Linked DNA regions of Homo sapiens: region 1 is linked to region 2. The links are chromatin loops, found by intact Hi-C in ENCODE. Cell type or tissue: mucosa of descending colon. All regions are shown on one strand. Links, peaks and the distances in the headings refer to the core of each region. The heading gives the core; the rest is flanking DNA.

Evidence for each region. Peaks named below come from ENCODE experiments on the same cell type or tissue, not always from the same donor. Only the 100,000 strongest peaks of a DNase experiment are listed, where the experiment ranks them.
Region 1: it touches region 2 in a loop (4-fold over the local background); 2 of 110 quality-filtered maps call a loop at or near these places.

The regions. Positions count from the first base shown.
Region 1 is chr9:122,280,677-122,289,007 of GRCh38, reverse strand. It overlaps MRRF (mitochondrial ribosome recycling factor), which reads right to left. Exons shown (of 7, transcript NM_138777.5): 4 at 3,721-3,839. Among named protein-coding and RNA genes, the nearest start is that of MRRF, 20 kb to the right of the region's middle. In mucosa of descending colon, for the core only: no CTCF peak of the experiment used is centred there; no DNase peak of the experiment used is centred there.
Region 2 is chr9:122,215,948-122,224,278 of GRCh38, reverse strand. LHX6 (LIM homeobox 6) reads left to right here. Exons shown (of 10, transcript NM_014368.5): 5 at 6,991-7,211. Among named protein-coding and RNA genes, the nearest start is that of LHX6, 8.8 kb to the left of the region's middle. In mucosa of descending colon, for the core only: no CTCF peak of the experiment used is centred there; a DNase peak (open chromatin) is centred at 4,198.

The DNA of each region.
Region 1 (8,331 bases), core at 102-8,101, 65 kb before region 2:
CATCTCTTATGCATCATCCCTTCACGGAAAGGATGCTCGACAGTATCACAGGGCAAACAGGTTGCTCTCAAATGATGACATAACTAACTGGTTGTGGCTGCTTGGAGTAGAGTGTTGAGAAAAATCACAAATCTCATCTGGGCGTCAGGCAGAGAAGAGTGATGTGATCAATTAGTAGTGTCTGCCTTTGTTATTCTAAGCTAATCTGTGCTAAATAGCAACAACAACAAAAAAATAAGACTTTTGTAGACAGGTGAACAAGTCCTTGAGAATTTAAATTCAAGTCAACTCTGCTAGTGCCATATCAATTACTGGCCTTCCATTTTCTTCATATCCCAGTAAGTCCTTAGAATGTAGTCTATGAAAGTAGACACATAGTCTGTCTTAATAATCAGTGAATTCCCAGCACCTCAAATAGAAACTAATCACTTGCAAGGACTCAAAAAATATGTGCTGAATTAACAAACGAATGGTGAAAGGAGCACAGGCTTTTTCACATCCAACAGAGATATGTTCAAATCCTGGCTCTGTCACAACAGTGTAAACCTAGTGGAAATATTTTACTGCTTTGAGTCTCAGTTTCCTCATCTATAAAATGAAATAAATAATGCCTAATTTTACAGAGTACCTGTACTGATCATAGGAAACAAAACATGAGAAAGAGACTAGCAACAAAGCAGACAATCAATACACATTCATTTTCTTCCTTCCGCAAGAGCAATAATGGTGCCTGCAGAGTTGTGCGTGGTTTTTTATTTTTATTTTTTTTCATTTGGCTTGTTTTGTTCAAATCATGCTGTGGTTTTTATTCCCTTCTTTTCTTTCCCATCATTAACTCTAGCTGCAGGCAAGTTTATGGAAGGCAGCAACTATGTGTATCATTTATCAAGCAGGACACATGTTAAACAAATGCAACACAGTTTTCTGTCTTCAATGCATTCAAAAAGATCATGCATGTAAATCTGCATCGTGTCACTACAGCATGACACGGAAATGCTCAGGTTTGGAAAGAAAGCCAACTGTATGTGAAACAGAAATTACATAAACACAGGATTAGCTCAGCATTTTAAAGCTATGAACCTGGGTACTCTACGGTCAGCTTCGAAGCTGGAGGAAGGAAATCTTTAGTTAGAGCTATTTGTTTAATATATACAACAGACGAGATAAAGGAATTCAAAAGACAATGTAACTCACACTTCCTCATTCTGTTCCTGTAAATGAACCTCTCTACTGATATACTTGTAAGGATTTTTTCAAAACCCATGGAATTTCAACTTGAACAAATGGCAAAGATGTCTGAGTTGAAAAATGAAGATATACCCCAACTTCCTAAGAAAAAATTAAGCTGTTAATATCTCCTCCTGCTTCATAAGATGCTCTGGTGGCCAATCAGGTGCTTCTTCTGTGAATGCCATTTGCTATTTAATAAAAGAAGTGGCTGGCTCTGAAAAGCAATCTGCCTGATGAGGTCTTCAAGCTGTGTAATTAGGAGGCTATTCCCTAAATTGGCCCACAGTGCCTACGGGATTAGATGAACAAGGAGGAGAGGCCTCAGTGGTTCAGAGGGGCCCAGAAAGAGAAACAGTTGACAGTTCCCTTTTCATCAATTTCTCTGTTCCTCACTAACATCAGAAATGAGTGCCTCCCTTTTATCAACCTAATAACAGGTATTCATCCATTCAAGGAAAATTTACCAAATGGTGCCATGTGCCAGGCACTGTTTGGTGTTGGACACAATGAGCAAATTAGACATTCCTACATTCCAAGCTTACACTCTAGTAAAAGTGAGATGAAAAATAAATGTGTACACAAATGTACACTAGTAATAAGTGCAATAAAGAAAAAGAATTGTGCTGTATAGGAGAACTTAGTGTGGAAGAATAATTTAGATTGGAGAGGTCAGGAAAGGCTTCCTTAAGAAAGTGACGTTTAAGCCATGATCCAAAATATAAGTAGCAATTAGCCATGCAACAGTGTTCCATGCAATGGGAACAGGATATGCAAAGGCTCTAAGGATGCAAAGGGTTTGGTGTGTTTGAGGAACTGAAAGACCAATGTGGCTAAAGCATTGTACAAGGATGACAGTGGCACAAGACTGGCAAAACTGAAAAAACAGAGGCAAGATCAAGCAAAGCCATCTAGGCCATAATGAAGATTTTGGACTGTTTCTTGGCCACAGTGAGGATTTTGGACTGTTTCTTAAAGATTGCTAGAAGCCACCAATAAAGGCAAAGCATGGGAATGACAACTGACAAAATCTTTTATACATATATTTTTTTTTCCTTGTTTATTTAAGATACAAGGTCTTGCTCTGTCACCCAGGCTGCAGTGCAGTGGCATGATCATAGCTCACTGCAGCTTCAAACTCCCGGACTCAAGCGGTCCTTCCACTGCAGTTTCCTGAGTAGCTAGCACTACAGGTGTGTGCCATCACACCTCACTAATTTTTTTATTTTTGAAATTTTTGTAGAGCCAGGGTTTCACTATGTTGCCCTGGCTGGTCTTGAACTCCTGGCTTCAAGTGATCCTCTAACCTTAACCTCCCAAAGTGCTGGGATTACAGGCATGAGCCACCACGCCTGGCACAATATATATTTTTCAAAAACTCATTCTGGTTATAGTATGGAGAATGGAGTAGGGGAGTGGTAACAGCACACCCACAGGTGTGCCTGGCCCATTAGCTATCAGAGCCCTTTGATTTGAAACAGTGTGTTCACAGCAAGGGCTTTCCCTTTCTCCTATCTCTAGCCTAGTTTGTCAAATACAACAGGTCCAACCTTGGTCTATGACTTTGGAATACAACTACTGAAATAGACAATAAGAACAGGAGGATTCCTTCACCTTATATTAGCAGATGAGGAAATGGAGGCCCAGAGAGTGAAGCAACTTGCCCAAGGTCAAACAGCCAGTTGGTGGTAGAGATGGGACCGGATTCCAGGTACTCTAAGACTCCTAATCCAGGCCAATTCCTAGTGGACCAATAACAAAAAGCCCAATTACCTTCTTCAACTACACTTAAAATCATAAAGCTTCAAAGATGCAATGACCTAATACAACCCACCTTCCAGTTTTGGAAGCACTGTGCTCCATGCAATATTCTGCAATGGTCAGTCTAGTATAAAAGGACTTCCTGGAGGGTCTGCTCCAAATACTAATGCAGAGGTCACAAATTGGTGGCCCTCAGGCCACATTTGGCCCATTAAAGTATTGTTTTATTTGCTTCATAGTCTTTAAAAAAAAAACTCAATTAGTCATCAACATTTACAGAATAAAGATGTCACATAAAAATTTGTGTTACTAGCTTCTTCTGGAAATAAAAATCGTAGTATCAGGTAACACTGATTACCAGGCCTACATTGTGCCTGGCAATGATCAGCAGGAGCTGGGCAGAGGCATTCCACTCACACAAGGTACAGGCTCTCCAGCTCACCAGAGCCTTTTCACGCTGGCCAAGCACCAATCACTGCATCTCCAGTATTGTTTTTCTTAGATGGGACCCGTTTGGGTATTCAAACAACTTACCTAGCCTCTGTAGCATCTGAGTTTAACAGAAAAGGAATCTGGCAACAGGAAAAGAGCTTTGCCTTATCCTTAAGTTCTCTTTATTATGTCTTCTCTCTTGTTTCATCCTAAGCTGAAGGAACACTTCCTCCTGATATGACCCAGTCTCCTCCATTCCAAAAGAGACCACGGAGAGAGATTTTAGCAAGGCCATCTTACCTCTGGGAAGCTGGCCATATTCACCAAAATCAGCTGTGGCGACTTCATGGAGATCTGGCTAATCTGGTTTAAAGCAAGCTTCCCGTCAGCAGTTACCACAGCAATCTTGTCAAGGGATCCTAAAAGAAAAATTACAGAGTTTTAGAATTCCAAAGAACCTTAGTAGCCCCAAATCTAAGTCCTATCTAATTCAGATTCAGGTTGGATGCAGTGGCTCATGCCTGTTATCCCAGAGCTTTGGGAGTGAAGTGGGAGGAATGCTTGAGGGCAGTAGTTTGAGACCAACCTGCGCAAAACAGCAAGACCACATCTCTACAAAAACATTTTTTTTTAATTAGCAGGTATGGTGGCATGTGCCTGGAAGATGAGCTACTCAGCAATGAGGCTGAGGTGGGAGGATTGCTCAAACCCAAGAGGTAGAGGTTACAGTGAGCCGTACTGGCCACTGCACTCCACCCTAGGCAACAGAGTGAGATCTTGTCTCAAAATAATAATAATAATTCAGATTCAACAAACATTTAGGGATTCTTATCAATGTGACAAGAGTGTACAAGGGGCTTTCACAGGAACAGCAGTATCGTGATAGAAAAGCTTGAAATGTTGACAGAACTAAGTTGGAATTCATCACCAGCAACTAGGGTGGCCAACCATCCTGGTTTGCCTGGAGCTGAAGAATTTTCTGTGACAGGGCTTTTAGAACTAAAACTGGAAACAGCTGATCACCCTCACAAGCAACTCTGTCATTTACTTGCTATGAAACCTCAGGTGAGTTATTTATCTTCTCTGTGCCTTGGTTTCCAATTCAGTCAAAAAATAACTACCTTAGAGGATTAGAGTGAGGACTGTACCTCTTACTATCCCTTTTAGTCCTTACAACAACCCTGTAACACTGCATTATTACCCCCACTTTACAGATGAGGAAATAAGACTTGGGAAGAATAAACAGGCCAAGATCATAGGGGTAACAAGAGGAAAAACAAGAGCCAAGACCCAAACTCAGGTGTGCTTAATTCTGATTTCAGTCAAGGCTCTTTCCCTTACAAATGGAACTCAAATCCGGCTGTGCATCAGAATCACCAGGGAGCTTTGAAAATTAGATTCCTGGGCCCCACCCTGGAGAGATCCTGATTCTGCAGAGGCTTCGGAGCCTGTGATTTGGGGAAGCTTGTAATTTTTTTTTTAGGTTCACCACATTATTCTGACACAGCCAGATTTGGAACCATTTGCTTATACGACCCTTCATTTTGGTACTTAGATCCCCTTTAGAACTAGCCCATTAAACAAACAACAACAACAACAACAACAACAACAACAACAACAAAACTATTAACATTTTCCTATTATCCTGGATATAATCTTTATCTGCATCTAAATTCTGGAAAACCCTGGGAAAAATTTTCAAAAATGGCAAGAAGGCAAGCAATAAAGCCACAGTTACAGATGGAAAAGAGGCATTATTCAAACTCCCTTATTTCCCATGCAAATGAGAACTAGAAGAAAAACCTTACTATTCACAGTAGGAACCACTCAAGGATGGCTCATTCTGAGACACAAAGAGAAAAGGGGGGAAATGGAGTCTTAAACAAATTGGAGTTGTCCTGGCAATATGTTGTTAGAATAATGCAGTACCATACTGTGGCCCAAAGATCTGATTTGAGATACTCAACCAGATTCAATGTCATCATAAGACAGAAGGTTGCTGACAGCAGTGGCTTCAACCTGGAAAAGTCCGGGAGGTATAATGGTAAAAGTCTTTGTTATTCTGAAGACCAATTACCTGAGTTCAAATACCAATTCTGCCACTTTCTGATTGTGTGACCATGGGTAGACCCCCTTCAGCCTTCTTGGCCTGTTTCCTGATTTCTAAATGGGACATAAAAATTGTACTTATATCTCACCGGGTACAGTGGCTCACGCCTGTAATCCCAGCACTTTGGGAGGCTGAGGCGGGTGGATCACGAGGTCAGGAGTTTGAGACCAGCCTGGCCAACATAGTGAAACCTTGTCTCTACTAAAAATACAAAAAATTAGCTGGGCATGGTGGTGGGCACCTATAATCCCAGCTAGTTGGGAGGCTGAGGCAGGAGAATCGCTTGAACCCGGGAGAAGGAGGTTGCAGTGAGCCGAGATCGCGCCATTGCACTCCACTCCTGGCGACAGTGCAAGACTCTGACTCCAAAAAAAAAAAAAAAAAATTGTACTTATATTTCATGGGGTTTTTATGAATACTAAATGACAGAATGTAGGAAAAGCATTTAAACTGTGTCCCACTAAATGCTGACTATTATTACTTCTTGACATTCTGTGTTTTAATTTCTCTAATACACTCTAATATTCTCTAATAAACTCTGTTCTGTCTTGCTTCAGGACCCTTGCATATATTTTTCCTTCTACTGAGAACACTCTTCTCTGTTCAGATAAATCCTGCTCATTCCTTAACAGTCAGATACAGTGGCATCTAATCTCAGTAATCTTGTCTGATCTCCTAGGCTGGACTATAAACCCCTTTTACAAGCCCCCAGCATCCAAGCACATTTCCATAATAATAATTGCCTATATTTACTGAATACTTCCTATAAGCAAGACATCATGATAAATGCTTTCTATAATGTATTTGCTGTCAATATCATATTAACTCTATGAGATAGTTATTATTATTTCTACCTTATAGACAAGGACACTGAGGCATACAGAGTAACTTGCCCAAGATCACAACAGCTCTTAATGGAACCTGAATTCAAACCCAGGTCTGACCAACTCCAAGTCATTTGGTCTTCACCACTCAGCTTTGCTGTATAGTTTTATACATGTTGGTTTACTTGTTTGACCCTTCACATCAGGTTCTAGGCTTCTGGAAGGTGGGGACAATATATTTTCTCTCTGTATCCACAGCACATATTAATCAGCACAGAAAAAGTGCTCAATAATGCTTTGACGATAAATCAATGTATGCATGGACGGATGAAAGGGAAGAGGACAACAATGAATAAACAAATAAACCTGTATCTAGACAACTGTTAAAAGGTGTCAGTTATCTGGGAGATAGAAATTGCTGTGAGAAAGAGGAAAAGGTAGGGGGAAAAGTACCTGTTGGTTCAGATGGTAATGAAAGATAAAACGGAACAATCTGGCAAAAGAGACTAGTTAAGTTTAGTCTGTTTCACCCAGTCTCTTCATGGCCCCAAATTCTATACAGAACGTTAAACAAACATAATCCTGAAGAGAAAGGAAAGAGGAAATACCAACAGGAGGCCTTTTGAAATGGATCTTAATTCAGTCTTCCTGATTTGCCATGAGATCCTTTGCCACAGAAGTCCCAACACAGGCTTTTCAGAATGCAATTGTGGTGGTTACCATTCCTAAATCCGTATCGACATAATGCATCAAATCCTTTTCCCTCAATCTGTCCCCAGCGAGAATCTCCCTCAGCCTCATTCCTGCCCCTCATTTTCTCAGAGGTTAACATTTAACAAATTACACTCCCAACCTCTTTCCAGGCCCATCATCTTTTTAAGTTCAACAAGAGTGGAGCTTGCTGGCTAATTTTAAGTATCACATTTCTCCCTGAGCTCCTCTCAAACTGCTCTCTGGTTTCGGCTGCAGAATGTTAACAGGCCAGAAAACACAGGGGAGACAGAGCACTTTATCAGTTTCATACCTAAAATAATAAGCAAGTTTAAAATAAACAGTTGAGAGAGATTGAATGGCACGCTCTACTGTCAGCAAAGGCAGAAATGCCCCAGCCCAAAGGTTGACAAGTGACGGGAACAGTCTTCTAGTTTCACACTGGATCTCATCTCTGAACTCGGTAATGTTTCTGATAGTGTTTATAAGTGGAGCTGTATTTTTCACTTGGTTTTCTTAAGAGCGAAATATTTCTAGTTTTCTTATGAACTATCCTAATCAAGATGTGAGTAGAAGCAGCCCAAGCTCCCACAGGTACCTTAAGAGAGGGGTCCCAGGTTTGACTTTAGGATGATGACAATTTGCAAAAGCCTAATTTAACAGCAACTGGATTTTTCCTGCCTGCTTGCACCATCAGCTGACAACTCACTTCTCCATCACATCTGCAAACAGTTGGCCTAGACAGTTCTGACATTTCCCACTTAGAAAAGCCACTTTCAGGAAGTTATTAACCCAAACGGAATCTTCCTGGTCAAGCTCAGGGGTATAGAAATGCCTCACGTGGGCAGGTCTGTATTCATTTGGTTCCCAGTAAGGGATAAGAACTGCCAAACAGGACAAATTGGAAAAATCGGACCAAAGATGTCAGTTACTATGAGACTAAATACCTAGATGTGTTTATAGTACATTCATAATAAAAATCTCATTTTTCTGAGAGTCTAATTCCATGATAGCAAAGACAATACCTATTTTTGTTTACTACTATGCACTAGCACAATGCCTAGTTCCAAAGTAGACAAAAATTTGCAGCATGGATAAATAAATGTAGTGTTAACTATGCGCCAGGCACTATGCTAGAACCATAATACGTTACCTCATTTATTTTAACTACCACCCCAAAGCTGTAAGTTAAGAATCAAACAAGAAAACCGAGGACCAGAAAAGCAAAGTAACTGCCCATGGCCACCAGTTAGTAAATGGCAAAGC
Region 2 (8,331 bases), core at 103-8,102:
CCAAGGCTGGTAGATCACAAGGTCAGGAGATCGAGACCATCCTGGCCAACATGGTGAAACCCATCTCTACTAAAAATACAAAACTTAGCCAGGTGTGGTGGCACGTGCCTGTAGTCCCAGCTACTCAGGAGGCTGAGGCAAGAGAATCACTTGAACCTGGGAGGCGGACATTGTGGTGAGCCAAGATCACGTCACTACACTCCAGCCTGGGTAACAGAGAGAGACTCTGTCTCAAAAAACAAACAAACAAACATACAAAAAAACATGCCAGATGATGCTTGGGGGCTCCTTGGATTCATCAGCTACTAAATTTAAGGTGCCAGCTTGGGAACCCAGCAGAATGGTGTCTGGGTCTCTCCCATAGACTAAGGCACCACTAGGACACCTCTCCTGGCTCTCCTAACAATAGATTTGGCAGTCTTATTCACTACTTGCCCAAATTTCTTTTCTACTTCTCCAGCCCTAGCCCATGCCCATGCTGGACTGAGCCTCCTTGGATACTGTGCTTTACTAGACCTTGAAACTAGTCAAAACACGGATCCTGACTCCACTGTTCAGAGCCTCCCCTTATTCTGGAGTTCTCTTCCTACTGCAATGGGGTAGAGAGTAGGGTGTGCAGCCACTGTGGGAAGAGGCAGGAGACTGGGCCCAGTCTGGCCAGTAGTGACCTTCGCAAGTTGCTGCTTCTCTCGGCCCTTAGTTCGCCCTTTCCAAGGCTGTCTCCCAGAGCTGCCAAAGAGGCCACTGTTGGGGGGAAGTCTCTATAAAGGCTCCCTAAATGGTGGTTGGTATGAATGCCTCGATTATCACTGTTGTCATCATTGGCAGGGTGGATGCTGGGCACAAGCCCATGATGGCATTTCCCCACGCAGCTTGAGGAGCAGAGCCTGCCTGGAGGGATGGGACTGGGCCATTTCTGGGCTGCAGGTTCTGAGCACTAATCTTTTTCCAATGACAAGAGCCCTGAAAGCAAAACTAAACCAGATTTCTGGTTAAGAAAATGGAGGCAGTAAAAGCTCACATTCCCTGGGTTGAGGGTAGAATTGTGGCTCTTCTGATCATTTCTCCCCCTGCAGGCATAACCCATCCCTGGCAGCCCCACCTGTAACAAAAATAATAAAACCCACAAAAAGGGAAAGAAAAAGCCGATCGAGTGCCAGGCAAGGACTATTGTCTGCACTGCACTGCAGCCCAAGCTCTGGGTGGCTGCTATGAGGAAGTTCTTCCTGGAGAGAGTGTGAATGGTGGCGTGGGAGGCAGAATTTTCCTCTAAGGAGCTGGGGCCCAGGGAGGGGTCACATGCTGAGGTTCTCTAGGCTTCTGTTTCCTGAAGCCCGGGGTCAAGGGTCTGGTAGGATGTGGACTGGAGCACTCTGCCCAAAGAGAGGCCAAGAGCTCCCAACGGGGCAAGGGGGAGGAAGGGAGTGGCCAAGGCCCCATGGAGGGGGAGCATGGAGATCCCATGGTCCTCTAACCTCTGGCATTTTCCCCAGGGAAGAGGGTCACCTAGGTTCTATCCCCCACCTTGTCCCTCCTTGACATCATCTTATAGACCCTCCTTCAGTCTCCATTGGCAGAGCTAGCACTGGTGGCTCAGGGAATTAAAGGTTAGGAAGGAACTCCAAGTTCACCAGGGAGAGGGTCTGCAAAGCTTAGAGAAGACATGGAGGTCCAGTGCTGCTCCTGGCTCATTTGCATTGTTGGGAGAGGTTGGTTCTCATTGGCTGCGTGTCCTTGGCCAGGCCACTGGACTCTGCCTCAGTTTCTCCAATTCACACTCTAAACAGGGTCCTTACCAACCCTTGTGCGTTTATCCAGATCTCTACCTCCCCTTACTCCCTGAGATTCCCAGCAGGAAAAAAAAATACCACCAGAAAAATGTGACAGGACTCTTAATTTCTTCACCTTTTGGTGAAGACCATTTTTCTTTCTGTTTTCTTCCAAAAATGGAAGAAAATTCTGGAGGAAGAATAGTGCTCCTTTCCGGGACATTCACATTTCCCCTGCTACCGACAACCATAGCCCCAGACATACCTGCAGCTGCTGCCCTACAATAGGGCATGGCCCGATCTGCAGTGCCCACCTGGCTCCCCCAGCCTGCTGGAACATCATGCCTGCTGTATAGTTGGGGAGACTAATGTCCTGGGAAAGTGCCATTGCTTACAGTGACACAGGACACCAGTCATCATAACGTATGGAGTTCTTGTCTAAGCCAGGAATTGGGCTAACCCTTTACCTGCTTTATCTCATTTAATTCTCAGGTCCACCTTGTGTGTATGATACTCTCATAATCCCACAGTATGGTGGCGTGGGGGTGGGATCGAGGAACTGAGGCCCTGAGAGATGAGGTCACAGGGCTAAGTGGTAGAGACTAGATAAGCCCTATAGCTGCCTGGCTCCGCCATCCCTGCCCCTAAACACCCCCATACTCTTCTATAGGTGAGATATATCAGCCACCCGTCTGTGCATCGTGGGGCCCCTCTCTGCTGATCCAAAGAGTCCCTGCCCAGTTTGGTTGGCACGCCCGCTGTGTTTTCTGATGTGTGGCTCCCTGGGTGATCTTGCAACACTTAGGCAGGAGTGACCTCAGAGGCCTGTGAATGGAGCACCTTTGTCAATATCAGGTCACTGCGGTCCCTGGCCCTCCTGCCTTCTGACAATGGGAGTGGGGAGTAAAGGGTTAACTGCTTCCCCTCGTGTTTATGGGGGTGGGGGTTCAGTGAGTGCCCTGGAGGCTAAAGTTCCTCTTCCCAGCTAGGCCCAAACGACTTCATGCAAGCCCCTAGCCTTCTCTGGCCCTCCGCCTTGAGCCCAAGCTCTGTCGCGGGCTCCAGCGGGAGAAGCCTACCCCCTCCCGCAAAGCGAGGGTCCCAGGGGAAGCGCAGAGCGGGAAGCGGCCCCCCACCGCGGCAGAGAGCGGCCCAGCGGCGGCCAGCTGTTGGGGGACAGATGTTGGGGGAGCCGAGAGGGGAGCTGGGGGAGGAGCCTCGGGGCCGGGACCTCCGAGAAGCGGTCGTTTTAACCTCTTAATTGCTGGTTCTGGGTTTTTTTTCCCCCTCTGGCTTCTTCCCCTACGGGTTTACCTAGAAGGGAAGGAGCAGAGAGAATAGGTAGGGCCCCACCTCCAACCCACCTTGTTCGCCTCACAGGATCTAAAGCCTTCAAGAAGGTCTTGAACCTAAAATAAGTGAACCTCCGTTTGAGTTTCGGCCTCTCGGCTCAATAGCTTGGTAACTAACATTGGCGTTTCCACTCTGAGGTTTGGTTTCCTTGTACAGAAAAGGGGTAGCTTAATAGTGGGAGAAGGGGTCGAGGTGAAACTCAGATGGGCTCTTTCGTTGAGGCTCATTCATCCAACAAATAATTACCAAGCGCTTACTAGGTATCCAGCATAGTAGGCTGGGAAAGTGAGTCTGACTTGGTCAAGGGCGCAGGGCTCCCTTCATATAACCACGAGTACCCAGATATCTCTGCTCTCCTTTCAGGGGGTAGAGGGCACTGCGGTGCGCGACGCCCACCTTACTCTTTTTAGCAGTTGCCAGGATGAGCAGTAACACCTCTCCCCAAAGCGCCGCGCATCCTTTGCACCTAGGTCCTTCACACGCCGGGATCCAGGGACGCAAGGCCCGGACCTCACAGCAAGGCTGGGGTGGCAGTGGACACACCCCCTAATCCCTTTGGTGCTCTGGTGGCAGTTCCTGCACATCTGTTTCTTGAAGTTTCGTTGTCTCCGCCGCCGATTTCGCTGTGTCTGGAATCCAGTGGCTCCGGCCTCGCAGCCCGCCTGGGAAGGAGTCTGTCGTTCTGTCGGAGCCTGGATCGATAAGCCTCCTCGCGCCCTTCGTGCTGCTGACTCCTGTCCTGGGTGAGGGACACGCTGCAGGGCAGTCTGCAATGCAACCAAACCTACATAATCCCCCCTAACCCCACCTCAAGGATCTGGCGCGAGGACGATTTCGTAAACTGAGCTGAGCCACGAGGAGCACAGGAGGATCCTAGAGCTGGGACAGCTTCCAGCATTTCGGGAGACACGCGGAGCATGAGAAAGTTGCTGAGAGTTCACTAGCGGCGCCTACCTCGGACCAAGGGTATGAGGACACTGTGACTGACCTACCTGTGTAGGCGCAGAACGGACTCGGGCGTCGGGGACTCGCGGGACAGGAAGATCGCGGTGCGCGGAGAGTCTTTGACGTGTCCCTGGCCAAGGGGGAAAGAATCCCACGAGCCAAGCGCACAGAAGGCTCAGCCGCTCTTGCCCGGCTTCTGATGGCCATGACCTTTCCTGCTCCGGCTCTGTCCGCTCCCTGAGGACGCACTCACCGCCTTCTCCAGGAGCGTGGGCCCTTGGCCCCGCGCTGGAGATTCCAGAATCAGCGGCCCGGAGAGAGGACGCGGCGCTGCCAGACCAGCCCCGCTTCCTGTTCATCCATGCGGGATTCCAGCTTTCCTCGTCGCCAGTCCAGTTGCTCCGCAGGTTCTAGGTACTTTTTGCACCTTGGAGGGGGTCTCAACCCCAGCCTCATACCCTGTGGAGTTTCCGGCAAATCACTCGCCGGCTCTGAACCTTCGATTCCTCCTATGAAAACCGGATGCCAGAGTCCCCACCTCACCGGGTTGCGACGAAGCCGAGGTGGCGCAACGTTGAGGCCCAGGACCCCGGCCCGTAGTAAGGTCTCTACGCGCGGCTGGGCTCCCCCTCCTCCCGCAGCACAAATAATCGGAAGCCAGCCTCCCCTCAGAGGCCAGAAAGTGCTCCCAATCCGGATACCACCAGCCGGGTGGCGGAACCCGGGGTCGGCTCTTCGAGGGGGAGTAGGCTGGGTTGGGCAAAGCTGTTTCCTCTCCCCTTTACTGCGGGACGGGGAACAGAGACCGTGGTCTGGGCTGGGCACTCCGCTGGGGAAGCCGCGTTTCCGAGGTCCGGAACCGCCTGTGCTTAGGGGAGCGGTGGATTCAACGAAGGTGCTCTGCGCCTCCTGAGGGAACCGCGCCGCCTGCGGAAGGGTCCTGTCGCGCTCCTCGTTGGAGACAGTAGGGTTGGGGTTGAATCTGCGAGCGGAGACTGGCAGAAGCCTCTGGGCTCCTGCACTCAGTCCAACCCAACGCTGTTTTTTTCAACTGACAGTTGCTTGAATTTGCCAAGGCAGGCAGGCTGTAACCAGAGCCTTTTTGCCGGACTGTTTCCTCCGTGCACACACAAGCGATTCCGAATGCTCCCCCGGGTGGAGGGGTGCCCGCCCTGGGGACGCAGAGGCAAATCTTCTTGGTCCCCCACACCCAACCCCGGGACCCCAACTCTGGGAAGGTGGAAGGGGTGGAAGAGAAGAGCCAGAAACGAAACATTTACAAACCAGTGTGGTCAGCGCTGAGAGAGCGGTGCAGGGTGCCGTGGGACTCTGGGGGAGGGTAGGTCAGTGCAAAGGCCTGGGGGTGGGAAAGTGCTTCAGAGGAGGCCATAAAGACCTGGGAGTGACCTTCCATTGTGGCTGACTGGGACACATGCCTGGATGGTGGGGCGGCATATCTTGAAGGTTAGGGAGGAGATGGGCCTGAAGAGGATGTGGTCGCTTGGGTTTTGCAAACCCCAAGGGTTTTGGACCAGATCCTGAGGGTAGAGTGGAGCCACCATAGGATTGTAAGCAAGGCAGAAACAGGATTTCATGTGCATGCTGGAAACTTTGCTTTGACTGCTCTGTGGAGGATGGGTTGGCAGGGGCGAGACTGGAAACAGGGAGACCGGGGAGGAGGTTGACAGTGAGGGTTGCATGATGGGAGCCTGGCCTAGGAGGGCAACAGTGGAGATGGTGAGAAGGAGATGGATCCCAGAGATACTTGGGAAACAGAACCAACAGCATCGATGATTGGCTGGATGAGGGGTTGAGGAGAGAGAGGAGTGCATGATTATGATTTTCAAGCTTCAGGGGCTGGGTAAGTGGTGGCACCATTCTCTGAAATAGAGGGTGTACCAGAGGAAACAGGCTGCTAGGGTTGGGACAGAGTCACAGGTGAGTCATCCACTTTAAAGAACACACTTTCCCTGGTGCCCGGGATCAGGCCCTGGGCTGACTTCTGGGATGGAGTAAACCAGACTCCGCTGCCTCCTGGAGGGGCTTCCAGTCTGGTGTTGGAGGCAGCTGCACCCAAATTGCCAGACTACAAAACCAGAAGGGAGAAGGAGAAGTCGTAGAATCAAGGAAGGCTTGAGGGGCAAGAAGACATTCGATCTGGGCTTTTTATTTTTATTTTTGTCTTTTTAACATTTGGTATTATTAATAGAATGTCACAGGCTCCAGAGGGACTTGCTGGGTACTTAGCCAACTGCAAAGCACTAAACAAACAGTAGTAGTCATTGCTGTTGTCATCTAGTTCAGTGCAGGACAAGGAAAACGAGAACTCAGAGTTAAACAGTTTGCCTAGTGTCACAAAGCCAGTAAGTGCTTATCTGTCTGTTCATCTAAGAAACTGCACTTCTGTACAGCTGGCGCTATAGCTTATATTCATCTCTGGAGCAGGATCGCTAGGGTTCCTATCATTGCAAGCGGTGTGACCTCCTGCAAGTTACTTTACCTCTCTAGTCCCCATTTTCCTCACCTGCAAAATGAGGATTAATTGGGATAATCAATGTAAAACAATTAGAATCTTGCTGGGCAAGTGGTAAGTGCTCAACAACTTGCTTATTATTACTATTATTGTGTTTTTTCTAACTTGTGATGTATTTTTAACAAACAAATTAATATGCAAATATAAGTGACCATCGTAGAAAATTTGGAAAATTCAGAAAAACACCAAGAAGAAAATAAAAATCACCCACCAGTTCATCTCCTAGGTGGGACTAGGTGTAGAGTGTTGTTGCGTCCAAGCTAAGGCTAATGCCTGAGTTGAAGACTTAGAGGCCAGGAGCCTGGGGGCTGGCGGGCCATTGGGTGGTGGAAGGAGGAAGGTTGGCCTGTCTGAGTCTCGACACCCCGTGCCTGTCCTCTCGACCTGCAGCCGATTCGGGACCAAGTGTGCCCGGTGCGGCCGACAGATCTACGCCAGCGACTGGGTGCGGAGAGCTCGCGGCAACGCCTACCACCTGGCCTGCTTCGCCTGCTTCTCGTGCAAGCGCCAGCTGTCCACTGGTGAGGAGTTCGGCCTGGTCGAGGAGAAGGTGCTCTGCCGCATCCACTACGACACCATGATTGAGAACCTCAAGAGGGCCGCCGAGAACGGTACCCAACCTGCTCCGCCTGGCACCTCTGCCCCCAGCCCTTTCCCACCCCACCCCACCCCAGCACCCCAGGAACCACCCACACTCCTCTACCGATTGGGCCCTCCCGGTATAGTCCCGCAGGCAGCGTAGGGGTGGGGCGGCGAACAGATCTTGCACTTCCGGGTCGATCTTTTGCTTAGGAGTCAGAAGTCACTGCCCTCCTTTGTAACTATGTTTCCTTATCAGTAAAATGGCGTTAACAACAGAACACCTTCCCAAAGATAGATGAGCTAGCTGATGTGTTGTAAAGCCAGGAGGCACTCAGTGAACCCTAGAGATGGTTCTCATAATCGGGCAGCCTACTCCACCTTTGGACAGCTCTCATTGGCCTGGGGGCTCATCCCCTCCGGTTGCCTGGGACCAGGCTTGGGCCAGTCCTGGAGAGATGACTTGGCTCCCATTCTCCCATTTCCTATCCTAGCAGCTCCAAGCCAGAGGTTTGAGGAAGGGTTTTCATCCTGGACCAGGGTCTCTAACTATAAGGGGAAAGGACCAGGTTTCTGAGTCTGGAGACCAGGCTCTCCCATACTGTGTTGACATATGAGGTTTCCTTTTCTCTCTGGGCCTCAGTCCCTACATCTGTGCAAGACAGATACTGGACTAGAATGATCCCTAAATCTCTTCTGGCTCTGACATTGTGATTCCCCAGATTGCCCAGGAACAAGATCCAGGTCTTCCACGGATCCTGGGGACAGGGTCACAGATGGGATGGAGCTGGGAAAGGGCAGTGCTTGGCTGTGGGCAGAGGCAGGGACTCTTTCTCTAATTTCCCTGTTAGGGTCTGTGAAAGCTGCTAACTTCTCTGTAACAGGGATTATTTTATGTAATCCTTACAACAGCCCTAGGAAGTAGGTGGCACGGCCCCATTTTACAGAAGAAGAAACAGGATTTGCCAAAAATTACATACTAGTAGATTTGCCTAGCTCCAAAGCCCAGCCTCTTAACTACCATACCATACCATATCATACCATACCACACCACCTTGGCCCTAAGCTCTAGGGCACCTTAATCAGATCTCATAAAGCCAAGGAGGCTTCTGGGATGTAGCTGCCTCTGTTTTAGTTTCCCATCTAAAAAAC